3 separate regions of the Homo sapiens genome follow, and regions 1 and 3 are each linked to region 2. The links are chromatin loops, found by intact Hi-C in ENCODE. Cell type or tissue: endothelial cell of umbilical vein. All regions are shown on one strand. Links, peaks and the distances in the headings refer to the core of each region. The heading gives the core; the rest is flanking DNA.

What was found. A loop is a pair of places that touch in the nucleus more often than their neighbours do. Peaks named below come from ENCODE experiments on the same cell type or tissue, not always from the same donor. Only the 100,000 strongest peaks of a DNase experiment are listed, where the experiment ranks them.
Region 1: it touches region 2 in a loop (3-fold over the local background); 9 of 110 quality-filtered maps call a loop at or near these places.
Region 3: a loop joins it to region 2, with 3 times the contacts of the local background. A loop is called at or near these places in 4 of 110 quality-filtered maps.

The regions. Positions count from the first base shown.
Region 1 is chr4:169,021,667-169,029,836 of GRCh38, forward strand. No RefSeq gene overlaps it. Among named protein-coding and RNA genes, the nearest start is that of CBR4-DT, 15 kb to the left of the region's middle. In endothelial cell of umbilical vein, for the core only: CTCF peaks have their summits at 3,268 (motif pointing right) and 3,470; a DNase peak (open chromatin) is centred at 3,295.
Region 2 is chr4:169,109,466-169,117,444 of GRCh38, forward strand. It overlaps SH3RF1 (SH3 domain containing ring finger 1), which reads right to left. Exons shown (of 12, transcript NM_020870.4): 10 at 6,804-7,165. Among named protein-coding and RNA genes, the nearest start is that of CBR4-DT, 100 kb to the left of the region's middle. In endothelial cell of umbilical vein, for the core only: a CTCF peak has its summit at 6,571; DNase peaks (open chromatin) are centred at 6,546 and 7,506; H3K27ac peaks cover 2,049 bases.
Region 3 is chr4:169,222,198-169,230,367 of GRCh38, forward strand. All of the region lies in intron 2 of SH3RF1 (SH3 domain containing ring finger 1), which reads right to left. Among named protein-coding and RNA genes, the nearest start is that of SH3RF1, 45 kb to the right of the region's middle. RefSeq lists enhancers at 2,900-4,099, 7,286-7,965. In endothelial cell of umbilical vein, for the core only: no CTCF peak of the experiment used is centred there; DNase peaks (open chromatin) are centred at 3,404 and 3,884; H3K27ac peaks cover 2,092 bases.

The DNA.
Region 1 (8,170 bases), core at 1,853-4,352, 91 kb before region 2:
GTTCAAGTATTTAAATTAATATTTAATTAGCACGTCTTTGTTAATCTGGGGGATTCATATATCTGAAGACCTGAGCCCACGGATGCATGGTGAGAATGTGTTGCACTCCCTTCACTGTGGCAGAGCCAAGGAAGACAGCAGTGAACCGCAGTTATTCCCCTCATGCTGCAAGATGTGTGCTGAACAAGTGATTATAGTTATGAAAAATGTTAAGAAAAGAAAGTGCAGGTGGAGGGGCCGTAGAAATGAATAATGGGCAATTAGCCTAGCCTGGGCAATCAGGAGAAACTCCCTAGGAAGTTCCACTTAAGTTGAGTCTTGGTGAATGAGAAAGGGTTAATCAGGTGAAGAAAGCTGTGGGGCAGGAGCTGTTAAATGTGGAGAAGAGAGGTCTAGGCACCTGGCTACATAATGACCCAGATGGAAACTATTCCAGAAACTGAACCTCAGTAATGTGCCTGAAGCTTGAGAAAGAAGGGAATAGAAAACTATAAGATGAGGAAAAGAGATTAAGCATAGGTCAGATTATGCTAAACCTCATAGGACACATTGCAGATTTCGGTGTTTATCTTAAAGAAAATAGAAAGCCATAGAAGGCTGTTTTTGTTGTTGTTGTTGTTGTTTGTTGTTTTGGTTTTTTTTTTTTTTTAGACAGAGTCTCACTCTGTCACCCAGGCTGGAGTCCAGTGGCTAGAGAATTCCACTCCCACTTTCCTGATGATCTAGTGAGGCTGCCAGTGACTTAACCCAACCCTCCAGCCTTTGAAAAATCAGGTAACCTAGTCCAGAGAAATAAGCATCTTTCTCCTAAAAATATACATCTTAAGAAGAACCAAGAGTGGTTGAAGATGAGCCCAGTCATCCATGGAGATGTTGTACCCAGAAAGCTGTCAGGACTTCCTGCTGCGAAGATGCCCAGAGTCCCCCAGTTCTGAAACTGAGTTGTTTAACTCTTCCTTGATTCTGTGAGGTCCCCAGTATTATTCTAATAAATGGGCTTTTCTCATTTAAGTTTGGCGGGGTGGGTTTCTATTGCTTGTGTCCCAAGAACTCTGACACTGCCAGGCAGTGTGCTAGGTGATGTATATGATAATTTATTTAATTTAATTTTTCAAAGGAAGGTATCATAATCTCCATTTTACACACAATGAAAATGAAGCTAGTTGAGGTTACAGTAATTTGCTCACAGACACACAGTAAGTGGTGAAGTGTGACAAGGGGCTTGAGTCTTTGCCTGGATGCCAAAGGCTCTGCATGTTCTTCTATGTCACAAATGAGCAAGGATATTAAAAAGTTTTCATTCATTGCCACATAAGCTTAATATTTCAGACACATTTTGCATTAAATGATCTTACCAGGTAGATCATTTGTTATATCTGCTGATACAATAGAAATTTTCTTAGAAAAGCACAAAATGAAAGCAGAGAGAGATTATTAACAAGTTAAAGTTCTGTATATTGTTTTAATATACATATGTGTGTTTAGTTCCCTACCTAAAATACATCACAGTCACACAACATTCCGATCTTTTATTCTCTACAATTTTTTTTTTTTTTTAGATGGAGTCTTCCACTGTCGCCAGGCTGGAGTGCAGTGGCGCAATCTCCGCTCACTGCAACTTCCGCCTCCCGGGTTCAAGCAATTCTCCTGTCTCAGCCTCCCAAGTAGCTGGGACTACGGGCATGTACCACCACACCCAGCTAATTTTTGTATTTTTAAAAGAGACGGGGTTTCGCCATGTTGCTCAGGATGGTCTCGAGCTCTTGACCTCGTGATCCGTCCACCTCGGCCTCCCAAAGTGCTGGGATTACAAGCGTGAGCCACCGCGCCCGGCCTTTCTACTCTTTTGTGTTCCAAATTCTTTTGTATTCCATCATAATAATAACAGTGTAATTGCATGCAGTCTTACAATGGTTTTTAAGTCTACTCGTGACAAGAGCACAGTTATAGCCATGATATTAAACAAAAGGAAAACACGACAATCAATAACGATGTACATATAAGTACATATAAGGAATTGTACTAAATGTTGTGGGATAAACAAAATAAAAGAAATAAACATTTTCTTCAAGACACTGTCTCATTGGAAAGGCAAATAACAAAGATATGAAAAATAAAATAGGTAGAAATGGAATAAAAATGCAAAGGTAGCACGTGACTCCCTGTGAAATGATGTTTTAAGAGAGTTAATTACAAAGTCCTATGAACCCAAAAGGAAAGTGCTCAGATCCGGAAGAATAGGAAATGAAGAACAGTATGCTTGTGTCTGTCCACAAGAAAAATATATGATGTCTAAATAACAACCTAAAATAATGAAAGATTTCTGTGATGCATGGCTGACACACAGTACATCTTCATCTCAGGGGAGAATTTCCAGAAGTTGATTTTCCAGATTTATAGAACACAACTCCTGAGTGGTCACTGCAGCAACTGTGTCATTTTTCTACTTTTTCCAGCTGAACCAGTGACAAGTTACATCACTAATCCTGAGCTTATTAAGAAGTGTCACCATCTCATGTTGGAAACCTCTCCGGAGGGTTTGGTACTGTTCTCTCAGGTAGATTATTTAAGATTAATGTCCTGATATGACAAACTGCATTTTTAATCTGTCATCAAAGCAGATTATCAGAACCAGAAATGACAAGATTTAACACACAGTTTTTCATGCCTAAAACTAACAGCAAAAACTACAATGCATTTCACTACATTCAAAGTAAACATGATATATTAATGAATGGTTTTTCCTCTGTCACCGAATAATTATAGATTCCTTCTTACTAAAAACAAATTATGTTTATTTCCCTTAAGAAGACTATGATTAATTATACACAATTACACTTGCCTTTAATTGAACAGATTTCTTCTTTACTCTGGATTAGTGGGTTATTGTATATTATTAAATAGCTTCAGAAAACCCAAAGAAGGAAACCTTTCTCTTCAGAACTAAAGCTGGGTAAGTAATGGTGGTCGTGGAACTATGGATAGGGGTCAAAAAAGTTTCATTTTCTTGTTAAAATGACCTATGGCAAACAGAGCTAACAGTGTCTTACAGTTCTGATTTATTGGAAGCACATTGATATGCCTGAATCTCAGAAATTGTATTGGAAAAGCCACAAATGAAAGCTGAGAGAGATTAACATGTGGTGGGCTAAGACTTTGTAAAGATAGATTCCTAAGGCAGGATTTCTCAAACTCAACAATATTGACATTTTAGGATGTATAATTTTTGTTGTTGTTGGGGGTTGTCTTGTGCACCACAGAATATTTGCAGCATCTATCCACTAGATGCCAGTAACGTACATCCTCACAGTTGTGACAAACAATGATATCTCCAGACATTGCCAAATGTCTCCTAGAAGGGGATGGGGGCGGAGTGGGGTAGAGGGGAGCAAAATTGCCCTGGTTGAGAACCACCACCCAAAATTGTAGCATTCCTGTCTGGCCCCAAATCTAGAGGACATTGTACCTGATTCTGCTAGATGCTGAAAGTGTATAATTCTGTTGTGATAACAGAATATCCAGAATAAAGACCATACTTCCCAGCCTCACCTCCCTTACAGCTAAGTAGGGCCATGCTTCTAAAGTCAGGTTAACAGGATTTAAGCAAAAATTGTGTGGGAACTTCCTGGTCATGCCCATAAAAGGAAAAAAATATTTCCTTCTATTCTACTTTCCACCTTCTTGCTGGCTAGTTATAGACATGATGGTGAGAGCCAGAGCAGCCATACTGGACACAGGGATTGGAGCTGTGTGTTGAGTATGGCAGAGTAACAACAGCATGGGTGGCTGGATGTTTGACATGGTAGAGGTCCCATATCAGCTTTGAGACCTGAGAGAGAATAAACTTCTCTCTTGCTTAAATCTCTGTTCTATCAGGTTCTTTGTTATAGCAACTGGCATTTTCGTGGTAACTAACACACATCCCAACTGCTGTTGCATGCGCTAAGCCAAAAAGGCAGCAATGAAAAGAGGAGGGATCACTTCTTGTCCTTTTGGGTAAGACCAAGTATAAAACAGGGAGCTTCCTTTGTCCCACTGGAATCTAAAGAAGCTCTAACTGGGTCTACATCCTTGATTGGAAAACAGTCATTTTTAATTGTAACATAAACAAACACCAGGGAAAGAAACAGTGAGCAGTGAGGGAGGACGGAGTTAGTGATTCAGTCAGACCAACTGAATTCACACAGGCGATCCAATAGGAAGACAGTGTGCACAGTTGGTCTTTTCTTAGCTTACACTGAGATTCACGTCTGGACAGGTGAGGCTGGCGAAGTCCCCTACACAGCTGTTTATTTGCATGAGCTGGTTTGCCACGCAAAGAGCATGCTAGGCCAGGCACGGTGGCTCATGCCTATAATCCCAGCACTTTGGGAGGCTGAGGCGGGCAGATTGCTTGAGCCCAGGAGTTCAAGACCAGCCAGGCCAACATAGGGAGATCCCGTCTCTACCAAAATTAGCTGGGTGTGGTGGCGCCTGTAGTACTAACTACCCAAGAGTCTGAGGTGGGAGGATTGCTTGAGCCCAGGAGATCAAGGCTGTGGTGAGCCAAGATTGCATCACTGCACTCCAGCCTGGGTGACAGAGCAAGACTATCTCAAAAAAAGAAAGAAAGAAAAATAAAAAGAAACGAAGGAAGGAGAGAGAGAGAGAGAGAAAGAAAGAAAGAAAGAGAGAAAGAAGGAAGGAAGGAGAGAGAGAGAGAAAGGAAGAAGAAAGAAAGAGAGAGAAGGAAGGAAGGAGAGAGAAAGAAAGAAAGAAAGGAGAAAGAAAGAAAAAAAAGAAAAGAAGAAATGGCATGTTAGGTTGTACTTTTGTGGGAATGTAAGAATGAGAAAGACATTATCAGTGGAACGGATGGCCTTGTGTCTGGTCACCTGTCCAGCCCCATGGACAATGTATGAACCAATGAAGAGTGAACGTTCATAAGCTCAAGTGAGGAAATGGGTTCAGAAAGGTAGTCATGAAACGCATGGCACAGAGCATGACAAAGAGTGCCCAAAGCAGGGGGGAGAGCTCTCTCCCCACTTTGGCAAGGAATGCAGCCCCAACTGCGTGAACTTTCTAGTTCCTCCATGGTGACAACCAGAGGACCAGGGCGGAAGCTTAGGGGAGGGGAGGGCCCTGCAGATAACATTGTACCTCACAAGGACCTGCAGAGAACAATGGTGTTGAGCAGTGGGACCGGACTTTGCTTATAAGCACAAGTGAGATACCCCATAGAAATACCCAGAAATGCTTTACGATGGAGGACATTACAATAAGATGAGGCCATGCATCACTGGGGGAAGCCTTAAGCTGGCAAAGGTTGACCATTAATGTTGACGGTCCCCTGTGGCAGATAATAGTGAATTCCTGACCCAGTCAGCATTCCAAGGCCCTTCTCCCTACCATGTTGTTCCAGCCATGAGGGGATCTGAGGCAGTGTTCTGGGCAACATGACCAAAACAGAACACTAGTGGTGTTCCTGAAAAAAAAAAAAAAACAATTTTTTTTTCTGTGATAGAAACACTGCCTTTTCTCCTTCTGTCTTCTTCCTGGAGGAATGTGAACATGATTCCTGAAGCAACAGCAGCAGCAGCCATCATCTTTAAGCCTCCGCAGTCGCTGATTTCTGCATCTCTTGTTCTGTGAGGAAAATAGCCCCATGTGCTTAAATGGCTGTAGTTGAGTTTTCTAACACTTGAAGCCACTGCTGATTCATGGCTACAGGCTGATAAAAGCAGGGGAAATTTATATTACAGCAAATGTTGCTGCCATCTCTCCTGAAAAAGTGGTCTGAGGATCATATACAAGCCAAATATCTCCTTTCACATACTTTGCCCAGTCTATATGTGGCCTTTGTCATCTCACAATGTTTTCATGTTCACTTACTCATCTAAAAAGTTTGTTACTGGCGAGGATGTGGGAAAACTGGACCCCTCCTATACTGCTGGTGGAAGTTTAAAATGTACATCTACTCTGGAAAATTTCTTGACAGTTTTTCATAAAACTAAATCTGCATTTGCCACATAACCTAGCAATCATATCCTCTTGGGCATTTATCCCAGAGAAATGAAAACTTATGCTCATATACACAGAGAATAAGTCTGTATATGAATGCTGATAGTAGCTTTATTTGTAATAGCAAAAAAACTGTGAACAATCCAAATGTCTTTCAAAGGGCAAATGGTTAAGCAAACTCTGGCATATCCATACGGTGGAATACTATTCAGCCACGCAAAGGAATAAACTATGGATACATGCGACAAACTGGGTGGGTCTTAAGGACATTATGCTGGGTGAAAAAGTCAATGTCAAAAGGTTACATACTGTATGACTCCATTTATAGAACATCCTGGAAATGACAAAAGTGTAGAGATGGAGAACAGATTAGTGGTGGCCAGGGATTATGAACAGCGGACAGAGGGAGGATGCAAAGGGGTAGAATGAGGGAGTTCCTTTGTGCTGATGGAACAATTCTGTATCCTAATTGTTGTGTTAGCTACAACAGTAATTATGTACTGATCTATAACTGGGGTCAAATTGCATAGAACTATAAATACACACACACATGAGTGCATGTAAAAACTGGAGAATGCAGAGTAAGGTCTATACTCTAGTTACTAGTGTTATTCCACGCCAGTTTACTGGTTTTAATATGGTACTATGGTTATATAAGATGTCACCACATGGAACTCTATGTGTTAAGTGTTGCAGCTTTCTGTGAGCCCATACATATTTCAAAATAAAGAGGTTTTTTTTTATCAGCCTTAATAATCAGAAAAAAAGGAATAACTGATGACTCAGAGTATCTTTTCCGAATAAAATCTACAATCATTTTCCTTCAAATTTCTCATATGATTTTAAGCTTGATAGATATTTCGTCTCATTAAAATTTACGTGACATGGCCGGGCGTGGTGGCTCATGCCTGTAATCCCAGCACTTTGGGAGGTGGAGGGGGGCGGATCATGAGGTCAGGAGTTCAAGAGCAGCCTGGCTAACATAGTAAAACCCTGTCTCTACTAAAAATACAAAAATTAGCTGGGTGTAGTGGCACACACCTGAAGCCCCAGCTACTCAGGAGGCTGAGGCAGGAAAGTCGCTTGAACCCAGGAGGCGGAGCTTTTAGTGAGCTGAGACTGTGTGACTGCACTCCGGCTTGGGTGACAGAGCGAGACTCCGTCTCAAAAAAAAAAAATTAACGTGACGTAACCATAGAAAGAAAGAAAAAAAAAGTTTGGCTTTAGGGAGAAGAAAGCAGAGAACAATATGTATCCTTTGGTCTTAGAAACGAATGGTAATGAAACAACAAAAATAGTTTCACAAATTTTTACTTAGAAAATTGAACTTAAGAGCCTTGTTTTGTTTTGTTTTTTTGGTGAGGCGGCGCGGGGAGTTTTGTTTTTTAGCTGGGCATGGTGGCATGAGCCTGTGGTCCCAGCAACTAGGGAGGCTGAGGTGGGAGGATTGCTTGAGACCAGGAGATGGAGGCTGCAGATGGAGGCTGCAGTGAGCCGTGATTGTGCCACTGTATTACAGCCTGGGTGACAGAGCAAGACTCTGTCTCAAAGAAAAAAAAAAGAGTCTTGTTCAAGCATAAGCAATGGGTCAAAAAATAAGGTAACTATAAATACAGTGCAGATGTGAATTTTTAAGTCAGTAACATTGTTTGGGGACTTGATCCAGTTACCTTTTATGGTCCAAAGAAAGACTCTCTGTCACCCACCACACGATTAGTCATTTTTTTCTACCTCTCTTGAGAAAAAATGATGAAATTAATAAATTGTGACTATTAAGCAAGTTATACCAACGCCATATGCAATTTTCCCAGAAAGACAAATTGTAAAGGAAATGCTTGCAAAGTTCTTACACAAACTCTCTTGGAAGAGAATAAAAGAGCAGCTGTGCACTGAGCCCCCCTGGTTGTCTGAAATGAGGTGGTGAGCCACCATTGAGTGTATCAGTTACCTTTGAAAGTTATTACCGTCCTCATTTTCATCTAGAGGGTAATAAAAGGTGTCAGAAAGTTTTTGCTTTTTGAAGCAGTCATCTGCTTATTTCTAGAAGTAACTGTAGATTAGCGACTAAATCCCCAAATTAAATAAAAAGAGGAGTCCAAATTGCTAGAACTTTTGAAAGAATTACTGCAGCATAAGCAGGTGTGGGCGTTATATAAATGTGTAGCATTAT
Region 2 (7,979 bases), core at 5,283-7,782:
ACAGAAGGCAGAGGATTAGGAATCATGGCAGGGCACAAGGGGTAAGGGGTGGGAGGTGGTAATACAGAAAAGATGCTGTCCTAGTTCCAAGGAACCATGCTTTCAATGGCATATTCTGATTTTTTCTATGTTAGCAGAAGAATGTTCCACTTGAGAGAGATCATTTTGCAAACTCAGACACTTAGCATCTATGAGCACCATTATTTTTTCAAAAACCAACAGCAGAAATGAAAACTAAATGAATTAATAAAGACTACATTCAGGCTGGGCACAGTGGCTCACACCTGTAATTCTAGCACTTTGGGAGGCTGAGGCAGGAGGATCACTTGAGCCCAGGAGTTCAAGACCAGCCTGGGCAACATAGGGAAACCCTGTCTCTACAAAAATAAAAAAATTAGCCAGGTGTGGTGGTGCATGCCTGTGGTCCCATCTACTCCGGAGCCTGAGGTGGGAGGGAGGGTTGCTTGAGCCTGGAGGTTGAAGTTGCAGTGAGCTATGACCATGCCACTGCACTCCAGCCTGGGTGATAGAGGGATACCCTGTAGCAAAACAAAACAATACAAAAAAAAAAAAAACCACCTGGGAGGAGGAAGAAAAATCATTTGAACAAAGAAAATGAACGTTAGAGGCCGGGCACAGTGGCTTACACCTGTAATCCCAGCACTTTGGGAGGCCAAGGCGGCAGGATTGCTTGAGCCCAGGAGTTGAGAGCAGCCTGGGCAACATAGCAAGACCCCATCTCTACCAAAAAAAAATTACCTAGGTATGGTGGCTCATGCCTTTAGTCCCAGCTGGGAGGATCACTTAAGACCAGGAGTTCAGGCTGCAGTGAGGTATGATTGCACCACTGCACTCCAGCCTGGGTGACAGAGTGAGACCTCGTTTAAAAAAATAATAATAAAATAAAAGAAGAAAGAAAGAAAATGATCAGTAGAGACTTCAAGAAAAATGTTCAGAAAATAAAATGAATATTTAAAAACCAGATAGGACCTCTGCTTAAGAAAATCAAGAATAATAAGCCAGGTGCCGTGGTGTGAACCTGTAGTCCCAGGTGCTTGGGAGGCTGAGGTGGAAGGATTGCTTGAGTCCAGGAGTTCAAGGCTAGCTTGGGCAACATGATAAGACCCTATCTCTTAAAATAAGCAAATAAATAAATGAATAAAAGAACAATAGGAAAGGTCCTAAAACACTGAAGAAAATCTGTGGTTGACTCCTTAAGGGAGAGTCATTGGGAATTTGGGGGCGGGGGATTTGAGACACTAAATGTTGACCTTATGTGGCCCACCTGTAGGAATGCTGGCTTTTAGGAATGGATCTAGGATATGGCAGAGTGCATGTTGACCAACACCCACTTCTGCTGACTCATATGGAATTAATGTCAATGTCAGGCGAGACTTACAAAGCACCTCTAGAGATTCTGAAGTTATGCGTAGAAAATGGAAGCACTTGGGTCGATACCAGCATCAGAGGTGGTTCCTCCTCTTTTTCTAAAGCAAGGGTTAGAACTTAGAGAACTTAAGAACAATTACACAATTGTACTAATCAAAAATTTTTTTTTCAGACCAGGCGCAGTGGCTCATGCCTATAATCCCAGCACTTTGGGAGGCCGAGGCAGGGGGATCACTTGAGGCCAGGAGTTCAGGACCACCAACATGGTGAAACCCTGTCTCTACTAAAAACACAAAAGTTAGCTGGGTATGGTGGTGCATGCCTGTAGTCCCACTACTTGGGAGGCTGAGGTGGGAGGATTACTTGAACCCAGGAGGTAGAGGCTGCAGTGAGTCGAGATCACACCACTGCACTCCAACCTGGGTGATCTAGTTCTGTCACCCAGGCTGGAGTGCAGTGGCATTAACATAGCTCACTGTAGCCTTGACCTCCTGGGCTCAAGCCATCCTCCCACCTCAGCCTCCCAAGTAGCTAGGACTACAGGCACATACCACCATGCCCAGCTAATTAAAAATAATTTTTTTTTTTTTGGTAGAGATAGGGTTTTGCTAAGTTGCTGAGGGTGATCTTGTACTTCTGGCCTCAAGTGATCTGCCCACCCTGGTCTCCCAAACTTTTGGGATTATAGGTGTGAGCCACTGTGCCCAGCCTTAATCTTTTTATAACAACAAAACACAATAAAACATATATACATATACATAAGTATCTCCCAAAGATTTGGAGACACATTTTCCTGGAGATTAGTTGATCAAATAATGAAGACTTTGAACTGAATATGAAGTTAGCAGTATGTCCAGATAAAGTTGTTATACTGATGACGGTGGAAAACATTAGGGATCTCATAGAAGGAAGAATAACAATGGTAGAAAAGGTCTAGGATTTCAAACAGGAAAGAATTGAGATGAAACATAGAGTTTCAGATGCCTGTTTATCAAACCACGGAGTGCAGACACCAAAGTTAGCTAGAGATTTTAACACAAGGACAAAAATGCAATGTCTAGAGATCCCTGAGACTTTGCACAACAGGACTTCCAAATAAAATACTGTTCAAAGGAGTAGCCGGTTAGAAGAGAAGCTGCGACAGTCCCATCTGTACATTACAAAATTATATTTCTCTGTGGAACAGCAGCAGTAACCCACTGCAGAGCAGCTGGGTACAGAGAAAAGGAGGGGGCAATAGACACGCTATCATGTGGGAGATGTACCATGGACTGCTGGTAGGTTTAAGTAAATGGATGATGATGCTCACAAAATGACGAGGAAAGATAGAAATAATGAGGGCGTTATCAAATACCTAGATATCTGCTGTAAGTCTCAACTGAAACTAGGATCTCTAATACACTTTTTCCTTGCTGATAGTTTAATCTCACAGAAAGTTGAGCAAACTGCAACTTTGGATCCAATTCTGATCAACTAGAGGGAGGGCAGAAACCAGACGGGTGGAGATGCTCTGCTGATGAAGCAGAAATATTGAGAACTTGGAATAAAGCATGGAAAAAGAGGCTGATGATAGTCAGGTTTGAACTTCATAGTTTAAAAGAACTGATTTTTAAATGTTCAAAGAAAATATATGCATGACCTGAAACCCAAAAGGGAAGATGCTTCAAGAGGAATAGGAAGGCTCTCAAAAATGAAATTCTAACCATACAATTGCAAATCATCCCTGCAGATGAAAACATAGAGGCATCTAAAGGTACTGATGTGATCTCCCAGGGAGCAGCCTAATGGCTCAAATTTTTAAAGGGCACGTACAAAAAGATCAAGAGAAGAGCCCATAACAAAGAACATAACGTGGCCCATAGCAATTCAAGAAGGCTTAAAGATCAGAATGAGCTTAAACTTGCAAAAATGCTAAAGACAAAAAAAAATTTTGTAAGAGCTCTTTTAAAGTTATGTTTGAAACAAGAAGAACAAGAAAGACACAGACCCGCTGTGGAGGATGGTGGTTCTTGGATGGCAAGAAGAAAGGGAAGGATAATCTTCAGACTGGAGGGGAAGAACAAACTTTGACGAGAGGGAAATGAGTGAAGAGTTGGGATTTAGAGATCAAATGATTACTCTTAACAGGCTGAATTCACTCCAGGGTACAGAGAAAAATAGCAGAAGAAATGCAACCAATAACCTTTGATAATCTGGTGAATCTGGGATGAGGGTCAACTGAACAGGCAAGGAAAGGCATGTGCAAGTCCCAGTTTTCTTTTTTTTTTCCCCCCTGAGACAGAGTCTCACTCTGTTGCCCAGGCTGGAGTGCAGTGGTGTGATCTCGGCTCACTGCAACCTCCGACTCCCTGGTTCAAGTGATTCTCCAGCTTCAGCCTCCTGAGTAGCTGGGATTACAGGCATGTGCCACCACACCCAGCTAATTTTTGTATTTTTAGTAGAGACAGGGTTTCACTATGTTGGCCAGGCTGGTCTCAACTCCTGACCTCAGGTGATACACCAGCTTTGGCCTCCCAAAGTGCTGGGATTACAGGTGTAAGCCACCGCGCCCGGCCCCAATTTTCAAACACATGACACCAAAGCACTTTGCAGACCATCTGGGAAATTCTAAAACAGTATTAAACAAAAGATTTATGAACATTTAGAAAGGGAAATAAAACTCTTCCAGGAGACACTCGCTAACAATAAGTCACAGCAGAAATGATGGAGCAATGGGGAGAACTCTGTGGATGGGAGGATGATGTAAAAGGCAGGTGAATCTCAATGTGGCATCTGGTGAGTTCTCCCAGGACATCCTTGTAGATGTGATGGAGAAATGTATACTAAAGACACTCTAGTCATGAAGATTCATGATTAAGTGACAACAATCATGGAATTACTAAATTTATATCAACCAGAAGTCTCTTTAGTGGACTTGGAACACTAAATGAGGTAGGAGATTTAATAAGGGAAAATTTGAAATCTGTGATATGAGGAATAGGAAAAGAAAACTTCAAGGGTATAGCATTAGAGAAAAGACACAAGGGGACACACCTGCAAATACCTCAGGGCACCATGTAGAAAGGAGATCTGCATTTTCTATGTGGGCCCTCAAAATAAAGAACAACGGTTGGAAGGTTGAGTTGAGTTACAGCTGTCTGAAGATGGCACAGGGCAGTCTTGGGCTAGGGCACTGCTTGGTCAATGGGGCACGCACCTAGGCAGAAGCCATGGTCATTTGTCAGGGATGGGTGCTCCACAGGATGACCAGTAAGGACCTGTACTAGATGGTGCCGTAACAGGTTAACTCAAACTTTGTGGTAAAAATCGGGTCCTAAAATCAAGGTGTGGCAGGGCTGGTTCCTTCTGGAGGCCACTGGGGAAGAATCTGTTCCCTTGTCTTTTCCAGATTCTAGAGGCTTCCTGTATTCCTTGACCTGTGGTCTCATTTCCCTATCATTCCTACCTCTGCTTCACCATCACGTCTCCTTCTCTGGCCCTAAGCTTCCTGCCTCCCTTTTAAGAACATCCTTGAGTTTACACTGGGCCCACCTGGATAATTCAGGCTAACCACCTTGTCAAAAGGCTATTAATTTAATAAAACCTGCAAGGTCCTTTTGGCCATGTAATGAAACATCTTTAAAAGTTCCAGGGATCAGGAGGTGGACATCCTTGGGGAGTCACTATTCTGTCTATCACAAGTACCTTTCAAGCCTTAGAGATTTAGTGAATTCTACATTGGAAGGGCCCAGCTGAAGAGTCCCTGTTCTTATCAGTGGCAAGGGCTCTGAGACACATTGTCATCAAGCCTTAAAATCTAAACCATAAAAATAATTATTTATAAATATATTAACAAAGTTGAACATGTTGGCTTGAGTGCAAGTTTAATGTAGTTAATTATAAACACTGAACAAATATCAATCTTTTTCAAAAACTCTCATGTTAACCGAACAATTAAATATTAACTTTTTAGTAGGCCATAAAGTTTATTTCCTTATAAACTGCTGTTTACAGGCTCCCTTAACCATTTAAATAGAACGACATACATTACCACTTAACCAGGTGGCTAAAAGTCTATGATCGCCCTCAAACTTCCCAGAACTGGTATAGAACTTCAGGGGAAATGTGTAAAATATTGAGGAAAAAGTAATAATGACAATAAAATTATCCAGATCCGTTACCATCTCTTCTTTTTCTTTTTACATTTAACAACTCTCAATTTCTCTTGCCTCCAATCACCTGTCTCTAAACCCAACCATCGGTTATTCTTTCCAATATAACTTTCCATTTATATTTTCTTTAAAATTCAGCCCCAAATGAGACATTAAAAAAAACCCCAAAAACTATGGATTTAGAAAATAATGTTTCCTTATATTTCAAGTCTTACCTCTCAAGGAACCATGCTGCTTAAGGTCAGATGTACTGGGCCATGGACCAGTACTAGCCTGTGGCCTGTGAGGAACCAGGCCGCACAGCAGGAGGTGAGCTGCAGGTGAGTGAGTGAGGCTTCATCTGTATTTACAGCCGCTCCCCATCACTTGCATTACTGCCTGAGCTCCGCCTCCTGTCAGATCAGCAGGGGCATTAGATTCTCATAGGAGCATGAACCCTATTGTGAACTGCACATGCGAGGGATGTAGGTTGCACACTCCTTATGAGAATCTAATGCCTGAGGATCTGTCACTGTCTGCCATCATGCCCAGGTGGGACCATCTAGTTGCAAGAAAACAAACTCAGGGCTCCCACTAATTCTACATTATGGTGAGTTCTATAATGATTTCATTATATAGTACACTGTAATAATAATAGAAATAAAGTGCACAGTTAATGTAATGAGCTTGAATCATTCTGAAACCATTTCCCCGCCACCACCCCTGGGTCCATGGAAAATCTGTCTTCAACGAAACTGGTCCATGGTGCCCAGGTGCCCAGAAGGTTGGGGACCACTGTTGTAGATAAAATAAATCCATAAGTAACACTTTTGATCAACAGTTTCATCCCCCTCACACATATATATTTTTAACAGAACTCTTATCAAGCAAGACTCACTGAGCAGGAAGACTTGAGGACAGCAAAATGATGAAAGAATGAGTAACTAAAGGGAAAAGGAAATTCCTCCACGAGACTGTAAGCTGCACAAGGAGGAGTGACTAAGTCTCATTCACTGTGGTCCCTCTAACATGCAGCACTGAGTCTGGCAAGTAGTGGGCGTTTAAACACAGAGAAACATGAGCTCTAGATAAGAGGATGGGGTGGTGCCTGCGTTTCTTCCCCACTCTACTCCTAGCACCTGGCATAGTGACTCACACGTAGGGAGCACCTGAGGGTTTGTTGAACAGTGAGTCCTCTCATTAGCTAAAAATGACAGACACAACATAAGAAGAAAAACAGGGAAGTAAGTAAAGCAGAGAAACAGTAAGTAAGTATGGTCTTACTTTGCTATCCTTGTCTGGTTTGGTTGCTGAACTGTTCCCACAAGCTGATGAAGCACTGTCAGGAGATGTGGGGAGTCCAGGGAGAACGGTCACTATCCGGCCACTGGGCTCAGCCTCCAGAGAAGCACTGGTGATGCTTGGGGAAGTCAGTGGAGCAGCTGCTGCACAGGCCAGAGGGGCACTGGCTCGACTGATACTGATGGCAGCAGTGTGCGTGGCTGAGCCTGGCATCAGAGGCGCAGGTTGTGGGGAGGCCAGCGAGTGATGGGACAGGCCCACAGATGCAGGGCTGAGGCCGGCGGCATTCTGTACCTGGATGGGTGTCACTGCTGCCGTGGGGCGTTCCTGGTTGTGCGCTGCAACTAGTAGATGGGAAGAGGGAACACAGCAAAATTCAACTATCTAATAGATGCTGCTCACCAAAACATGAGTCATTTCACTGCATCAGACCATGATGAAAGGCTGCTATTGTATTTATTACAATAAAGATGGGATGGACGGTGGCCTAAAAGCACTTAATCTTAGCTGGATCCCCAGACACTATCTATTGTCCTTCCAGGTCAGCCCTTGAGTCTACTGAGTGCCTGGAAGCTCAGTTTTGACCCAAGTCCCTTTACTTAGGAGACAGCCTCTCCACAGTGTTAGAGACACTGAGCCAGTTCTTGATGGTATTCTACAGTGTCAAGCGATGTCTCCCTCTAGTCCTTTTCCTATTATTCATTCCCTTTTCTTATGAATCATTTTCCTTTTTTCTGTTTTTCTGATAGAGTTCACAAGCCTTTAGTTTACCCCTCATCCCATTAGTTACCCAAGACTCTTGGGAAGGTTTTCAGTGCTACAGAACTAAGAAAGCTGTTTAAGATCCCATAGGGTCCAAGGTAGACTTGTGCTTAAGTTAATCAGAAATGATCAGCACACCCGTTAGTAGAGTATCACGCAATGTCACATGGATGGTAGTAGTGAGATTTGAGATCATATGATCTCAACTATAGAAGTCAAAATTTCAAGTACTATTGACATTCTTAGGATCAGCCTAATTTCTTTCAGACTTTAGATCTATCCATCAGGCTTGAAGTAATACGCAGGGCACGCTTAGCCCAAATAAGCAGATACAAGGTGCCACTGAGTAGACTTTGCCTAATGTTGTTCATTATTAAAATTACATCTACATTTCTC
Region 3 (8,170 bases), core at 1,986-4,485, 110 kb after region 2:
TTACGCCTGTAATCCTAGCACTTTGGGAGGCCGAGGCAGGTAGATCACTTGAGATCGGGAGTTGGAGATCAGCCTGGCCAACATGGTGAAACCCCGTCTCTACTAAAAATACAAAAAATTAGCCAGGCATGGTAGCAGACACCTGTAGTCACAGCTACTTGGGAGGCTGACGCAGGAGAACTGCTTGAACCTGGGAGGTGGAGGTTGCAGTGAACTGAGATTGCACCACTACACTCCAGCCTGGGTGACAGAGCTGAGACTCGGTCTAAAAAATACATATATATGTATTTTATATATATATTTTTATACATATTTATATATATATATAAATCATTAACTGTTCTGTATATTTTGACAACTTCCTAAGAGGAATTTAAGATAATAGAATTTCATTCCAAATTAATAACATTGTTAAGATAAATACTGTAACAAAATAATAACAAAGTCTCCTTCAATAAAAGTGGAATAGTAATCTGAGGACAAATTTCAGTCAGTTTATTGCTTCCCTTGTTAATCTTTCACCTTCTAAAATGCATTTTACAACTAAAACTGAGAAAGAACTTATGTTAACAACTCTCTATTTTGTGACACTTTAACTTTAATGGAACATGTTTATTCCTTCCTGCTCCCAACGACACTTCCAATACATGAGTTCAGCTAAGAAAACTCAGTTCTAAAATGGCAAGTTCTCAGCTGTCTATGAAGCCAAATGGGCGGCTATAAATGCCTGTGTGGACAGCACCCCTGTCCTCGCATGGATTTTTATGAGGCACCATGTGGCACCCCTCGTGGTTTGCCCAGCTGCAGCTCTTCACAAGGCGGGAAACACATGTGACATTGCCTCCAACTTCCTCTGCCTTCCCAAGTGGCATCAGTCCTCCAACACGCAGACTCACTTTAAGGCACTGACCCTGGACCTTCCTGGGGCCTTTCTGCCAGGAAGATATAAAAGAACATCTATTCATTCCATTGACAGGTAACAGACCCTCATCAAGTGCAAGGTGCTGCACTCAACATGTAGGGATAGTAACATGCAATGGCCACTAAGCATGGATCAGAAGGGAAGATAGAAATATAAGCCACCACACCTCTCCACAAAATGCAGCACATATAATAAGAAATACACATCACATTCTATGAGAGTTCTGAGGCACTGGCAAGATCAGAGAAGGCAATGTGAAAGGGGTGGTGGCTAAAATGGCCCTAAAAGGATGGGTAGGAATTAGAGATGCAAATAAAGTACACTATGGATAGTTAAGAAAAGAGAGGGAAACCAGAGCATGAGGCAGGCAGGGAAGAGACATCCGCTCACTCATTCAGACAACGAATGTTTACTGAACATATGGTCCCAGATGTGGGGGATACACCACGACACACCATGAATAAGACAGACAGTCACTGATTGCTTGGAGCTTACTTTCTTTTTTAAAAATTATGTCCTTCTTTCCATGTTCAAATATCTAAAGGAGCTTACTTTCTAATGGGGTGATGGGCAAGCATATCAACAAATAATTATAGAAGTTAATTTCAGGTTGTGATAAGCGCAAATAAAAATAAACCAGGGTAAGAGCACAGTGGGTGGAGATAGGTAATCAATAAGAATGTGATATGTGAGCAGAGACTGGATTCAAGTGTGGAAGAGGTGATCCTAAGGAAGGGAGCCAAAAAAGCACAGGCAAAAACCCTGGGGCAGAACAGTTGGGCATATTTAAGAACAGCTAGAAGGCCAGTGTAGCTGGAAGAAAATACGTGAATCAAAGAGGTAAGAGATGTTGCTGGAAAGATAAGTACAGGTAAGAATGAATGTTTCTCCTTAAAGGCACCATTGACATTTGGGGCAGAATACTGTGGTCTTGTTGTATTTAGCATCATGGCCCTTGTGGCACTAAATGCCAACAGTACTGTCCTTGTAACAATTTAGAAGCTCCACTAATTTCTAAACACTCCTATGAGGGACAGGAAGCAGGCAGTACATCCCACTGAGAACCACTGAGACAGATCCTGTATGGCCTTGTGGTCATAAATATGATTTTGTTCTAAGTGTAAGGAAGAAGCCAGTAGAGAGCTATAAACAGAGGAAATGGCATATTGCCTATTTCTAGAAGGCCATGATCTAATTTCCTATTTTTTTTTTTTTTGAAATGGAGTCTTGCTCTGTGGTCCAGGCTGGAGTGCAATGGTGCGATCTTGGCTCACTGCAACCTCCACCTCCTGGGTTCAAGTGATTCTCCTGCCTTAGCCTCCCAAGTAGCTGGGATTACAGGCTCGCGCCACCATGCCTGGCTAATTTTTGTATTTTTAGTAGAGACGGGGTTTTGCCATGTTGGCCAGGCTGGTCTCGAACTCCTGACCTCAGGTGATCTGCCTGCCTCGGCCTCCCAAAGTGCTGGGATTACAGGCGTGAACCACCACCACCGACCTCTAATTTCTATCTTTAAAAAATGTCTCTGTCTACTATATGGAAAACTGGCTCCAGGGGATAACAGTAGCTGCAGGGGTAACCAGGAACAAGACTACTGCAGTAATGCAGGAGATTATGACAGCTTGGCTTGGGTAGGTGCTCAGATGTAATAAGATGAGGGAGATCTTGAAGACTGAGCCATCAGGATTTGCCTAATGTGGCTTCACCTAGCTAGAGCAGAGTATTGAAGAGGGGAAGTCAAACATGAGGCTGGAATGGAAAATTGGGGCCAGATTCCCTGGGGGCCTAGAAAGCCAGCCTAAGGGACATCGAGTCTCATTCTGTAACAGGGTGCCCAAGGGTTTTATACTTTAAGCAGAGTAATCCAACAGCAGTTGGGAAAGAAGAGAGACTAAAAAGAGGGAGACCAGCTCAGACAGAGAGAGACCAATTACCACATGCCTGGGAGTAAAGAGAGCAAAGCTCTGCATTGATGAATTCAAAAGGTATTACCAAGACAAGGTTAGTGCCAGTTAATGACCAGCTGACCCTGAGATTTAACCCTGGGCAACAGAGGGATGACAGGGACATGACCAAAGCAAAGCATCATGAAAGGAGAAGAGGATTTGAAAAGGAAGGTAGTATGACCTGCTTCGGCTTCAGACATATTAGGTTTGAATGCTGGCCAACTTCACAGGTAGGAAAAGTCAGCTGGATTTGTGGAACCAGAGCTCCAGCACAAGTGAGGGCTGGAGGCAATTGTTTGGGAGTTATCAGCAAGATGGTGACCCCTAAAGTCACGAGACGGAAAGAGGATCACCACCAGAGAAAAGGCAGACCTCACAAAACACCTTAGATAGAACGCTAGGGACATGAGGAAGGGAAGTCATTTCAAGAATCATGCTGTGTGCAAGAGGGTTAAAAGCACAGATGTAAAGGAGGGTAAACTGGGTAAAAGGCCAATGGATTTAGTGACTAAGAGAGTCTGGAGACTGTCAAGACTGCAGTTTCATCAAGACAGAAAGGTGACTGCAATGTTAAAGGAAGTGAGTCAGTCTGAGGAAATGTGGATGAGCCTACACTATTTTTCAAGGATTGGTTATAAAAGGAAAGTGATAAAAGTGATGGTAGCTTGAAGGAGTAGCAGAGTTGAGGGTAGGTTGGGTGAGTGTGTGTGTCTTAAAAGTAAAAATAGTTAACTTGCAGAGCTTAAAGAGCAGAATCCAGTGGAGAGATTGAAGTTGCAGGATGATATGACCCACCAACGACAAGAAAACAGAAGAGATGAGCAGAGACATGTTACCCTTAGAAAGAGGAAGAGACACCTGTTCCTCTGGCAGATAAGGGAAGATGATCAAGCAGTGGCTGCCATGTTGCTGACAGCCCCCTTAAACACAACAGAAGAGACAATGAATAAAGCTATTATATATATAGCAACACACTTCTGATAACCACTTCTAGGAGAAACAATATTCTGACTAATGCCATTATTCTACTTAATGTCGTGACATCAGAACAACCAAATGTTGTGACTCATAGTTTGTCTCTTTTGTTTAGTGCACTTAATATGAATGAAAGAGGTAGGTGGATAAGTACCTTTGGTAAGTGAATGAAGAACCCCCCAGACAATGCAAATCACGCTATAGATAAAAGAGTATATTTTGTTTCTGAAATTAATTTAAACTCCCACTTGGTTTGTCTTTCACAGTCACTTGACATTTATAATTCAGTTGCAAATTCATAAATCAAAAGCATTCTGCTTTTCATCACAGTTGTCGTGTCTACATATCAAGGTTTTCCTGGTCACCATAACACTACCATTCCACAGCAGTGAAAAGCAAAATACATGGAATGTTATAATGAAGAAAAATTTGAGGGAGCCTGATTTAAAGAAAAAAAAAAAAGAGCAAGAAAGATCAGAATACATAAACTAAGTAATTAATGAGATCATCAAAGCCCATGCTAATCTCATTTAACCATTCCTTACCCCCCTAGAAAGGGAGATACAGAAAGGCACACAACAGCAGCAAATGACTTTAGGTCAGTAGCTTTTTTAAAAATTGGCCACAGTGCACCATCAATTTTATAGGAAACTATTGTAGATAATAAAACCTATCTTTGTAAATCTATTTTACACAGTATGCCAAAACTGTCAGTGAAGCTAAAGTCTTATAATAACTGTGATTGGGATGATGAATTGAATGTGTTAGCCTAGCATTAGTCACCTAATTCTAAATCTAAATTGTACTACCTCAGTCACCTAACTGCTTTTAAAAATACATAAGAGGCCAGGCATAGTGGCTTATGCCTGTAATCCCAGCACTTTGGTAGGCTGAGGTGGGAGGATCACTTGGGGCCAAGAGTTTGAGACCACCCTGGTCAACATAACAAGACCCCATCTCTATAAAAAGTGAAAAACTAGCCAGGCGTCGGGGCACAAATCTCTAGTCCTAAATACTCGGGAGGCTGAGGCAGGAGGATTGCTTGAGCCCAGGAGGTTGAGGCTTCAGTAAGCTGTGATCATGCCACTGTACTCCAGCCCGGGTGACAGAGCAACACCCTGCCTTGAAAAAAAAACACATAAGAAAGAACCAAGAGTTTAATTAATTCCAATTAGAAAATGATAAGAATGGGAAATAACAAAAATCATTAGACTATAACATCAATCAATAACCTATTTCCAAAAAACTCTGAATTAAACACTAAAAATTTTGAAATGGCAAATGAAAAACAACTATTCTCTCTTATGTGCATTTGAAAAATGTTCCTCTTGAATAAGCTGTATTTATCACCAAATATTTCATCTTTCACTGATAGGTACATGACAAAGTGATTCATGTACTATCCATGGACTACAAAAATATGTAGTTGTCTTAACAGGTATCAGGCATAGAGTTGGAATTTATGCTTTAGAACTTGTAATGGAGCCCACAGCAATAGAATGTTTAAAATCTGAATTAGCATTTGATATTCTGAAACAACATTTGGCAGGGGTAGCTGGGATCCCTGGGGTGTTCCATAACATCTATGCATTATTTATTTTACTATACTACCATACTGATCTACAATTACTCTCTCTGTGTGCCTTTCTCTACCAGTGGCCTGGAAACAACTTACAGGTAGAAAGACCACATTATCTACAACCATAGAACAGTGCCCATCGAAGCCAGACCCAGTTACTTTTAAGAGGAATGTCAAAGGGCTACGGGATAGACAGTGGAATTTCCCACAGGAAGATGTACCATCCCTGGACACGAGAACAGAGTTTATTGCATTTTTCAATTCAGGAAGAGAAATTTTTCAAAATAATGTCACAAGAGCGAATGAAGGGAACTCTACAAATCACAGTCATGAAGTGATTCAGAATCCCAAATGCCTGAACTGAATTTTATTAAGGATTTCATTTCCTATAAAAGCAACATAACGCATTTTTAACTACTATTTTTGTTCACGTAGTTACCTCCCTATTCTACTTTTTCAGCTGTTTCCAGGAACAGTGAGCAGACCATCATTGAATAGAATATATATTAAGTACATATTCTAAATGTATACCTTCTGCAAGAATTAAAAATCTGCACTAGAAAATATTGCCTACACAGGCAGATAGTCTTCAAACACAAGTAGACCATCTAAACACATTTCAGTAGACATGTGTTTCCCACAGCTGCTGTAACAAATTAGCACAAACTTCATGGCTTAAGATAACACAAATTTGTTATCTTGCAGTTCTGGAGGTCAGAGTACAAAATGGGTCTCTCTGAGCTAAAATCAAGGTGTTGGCAGCGCTGTGTTTTTTTTCTGGAGGTTCTAGGGGAAAAATCTGTTTTCTTGCCTTTTCCAGCTTCCAGAGGCTGCCTGCATCACTTGCCTTGGGGCCCCTTCCTCCATCTTCAACAGGAGGTTGAGTTCCTCATCACATAACATCACTCGGACCTTGTCTTCTGCCTCGCTATTCCACTTCTAAAAGCCCCAGTGATTACACTGGACTCATCCAAATAACCCAGGATCATCATCTCCTCTCCAGGTCAGCTGATTAGCAACCTTAACTCTTTGCCATGTAATAACACACGGCTCTGGGGATTAGGATGTAAACATCTTGAGGGGAGGGAAAGGGAATGACACATTAGTCTGCCTACTGCAGCATGGAATCATCCATCAGTACACTTTCTATTTTATTTTTCATACAGACTCACAGACATATACCACACCCATACCCAAAAGTTTTTTAGATTTCCCTGCCCTAATTTGATAATTCTAGACTAATTCTAATGAATACTTCCACAAGTGTCTCCTATAATTTTGTAATGTTAGAATTTTACTTTAAAAAAACAAAAAAAATTCTGTTCTTCGAAAAACAAACAAACAAACAAACAAATTCCAGATGGTTCCAAGAGTGCAAACCTGAAAACAGCTTAACCTGATTTATTTTTTTAAAAAAAGGCATGACAGTCTCACCAGGAAAGAGCTCTTTTAGTTTACAGGGTTTGATACGTAATATAATCATACTTAAGAGTTTTGTTTTGCTTTTTGTTTTCTGTTTTGAGACAGGATCTTGTTCTGCGGCCCAGGCTGGAGTGCAGTGGCTTGTGGAAAACTGAACTCATCTTTATAATTCCTTTTTTATTGAGACTTACCTAGAATAATTAACATTTGAATTTAATTAAAAACAGTTCTTTTGTCAAACTTAACCCAATTCTCCAATACTTTTGTAGGTCACCTTCTTTAATAACAATCAGAGGAAGAATTTTCTGACTCTTCAAAACAGCAATCTAAATATAATACTTTATTGTACAACACATGATGTCTTTTTTTTTGTGTCCCAAATTGTGTTCCTTAGAACACCTGGAAACATAAATTGGTATACCACCCCCCCACCCAAAAAAAAAACCTATTCGGTGGCCACATACATTTGGAAAAGGACGTATACCATGCCTCTCTTTTAGAGGGTCACAATGCATACTAAGTGTTAAAAGTCCTCTAACTTTGTTTAACATCACTGTTTTCAGAACGTTTTCCTAACATCCCTATAAATAACCTGGGCTGAGGCAAGAAAGTGAGAAGTGAATACTAATGTAGAGCATATCTCCACAGAGTATTACTCATGAGTAAGCCCCACAGCTTACTCATCACAACTGGGAACAAAACCAGCCCCACTTTATGCTCCTGAGAGTATACGACGGATGAAAGGCATTTCAAATATCAAATGTCAAATCAATGCCAAATTGCAACTACAATTAAAATCTACTTGAAACAACACAAATATGAAAAGGCTCCTGCTGTCTCTAATTGTATTTACATGAGTGGGTCCTTTAAAAAACAATGCTTGGCCAGGCGAGGTGGCTCATGCCTGTAATCCCAACACTTTAGGAGGTGGAGACGGGTGGATCACTTGAGGTCAGGAGTTCGAGACTAGCCTGGTCAACATGGTGAAACCCAGTCTCTACTATAAATACAAAAATTAGCCAGGCGTGGTGGTGCATGCCTGTAATCCCAGCTACTCGGGAGGCCGAGGCAGGAGACTGCTTGAACCCAGGGGCGGAGGCTGCAGTGAGCCAAGATCACGCTGCTCCAGCCTGGGCCACTAAATGAGACTCTGTCTCAAAAATAAAAATAAAATAAAAAACAATGTTTAATTCAATATGACTTTAAATGGTGCACAGCTAAATGAACCTACCCATGTTTATAAAGAATCCAAATGTATCTGATTCAAAATACTGACCCTCAAATAGAGCCGTGGATGCCCCATCCACTACACATAAGCAAGAGACA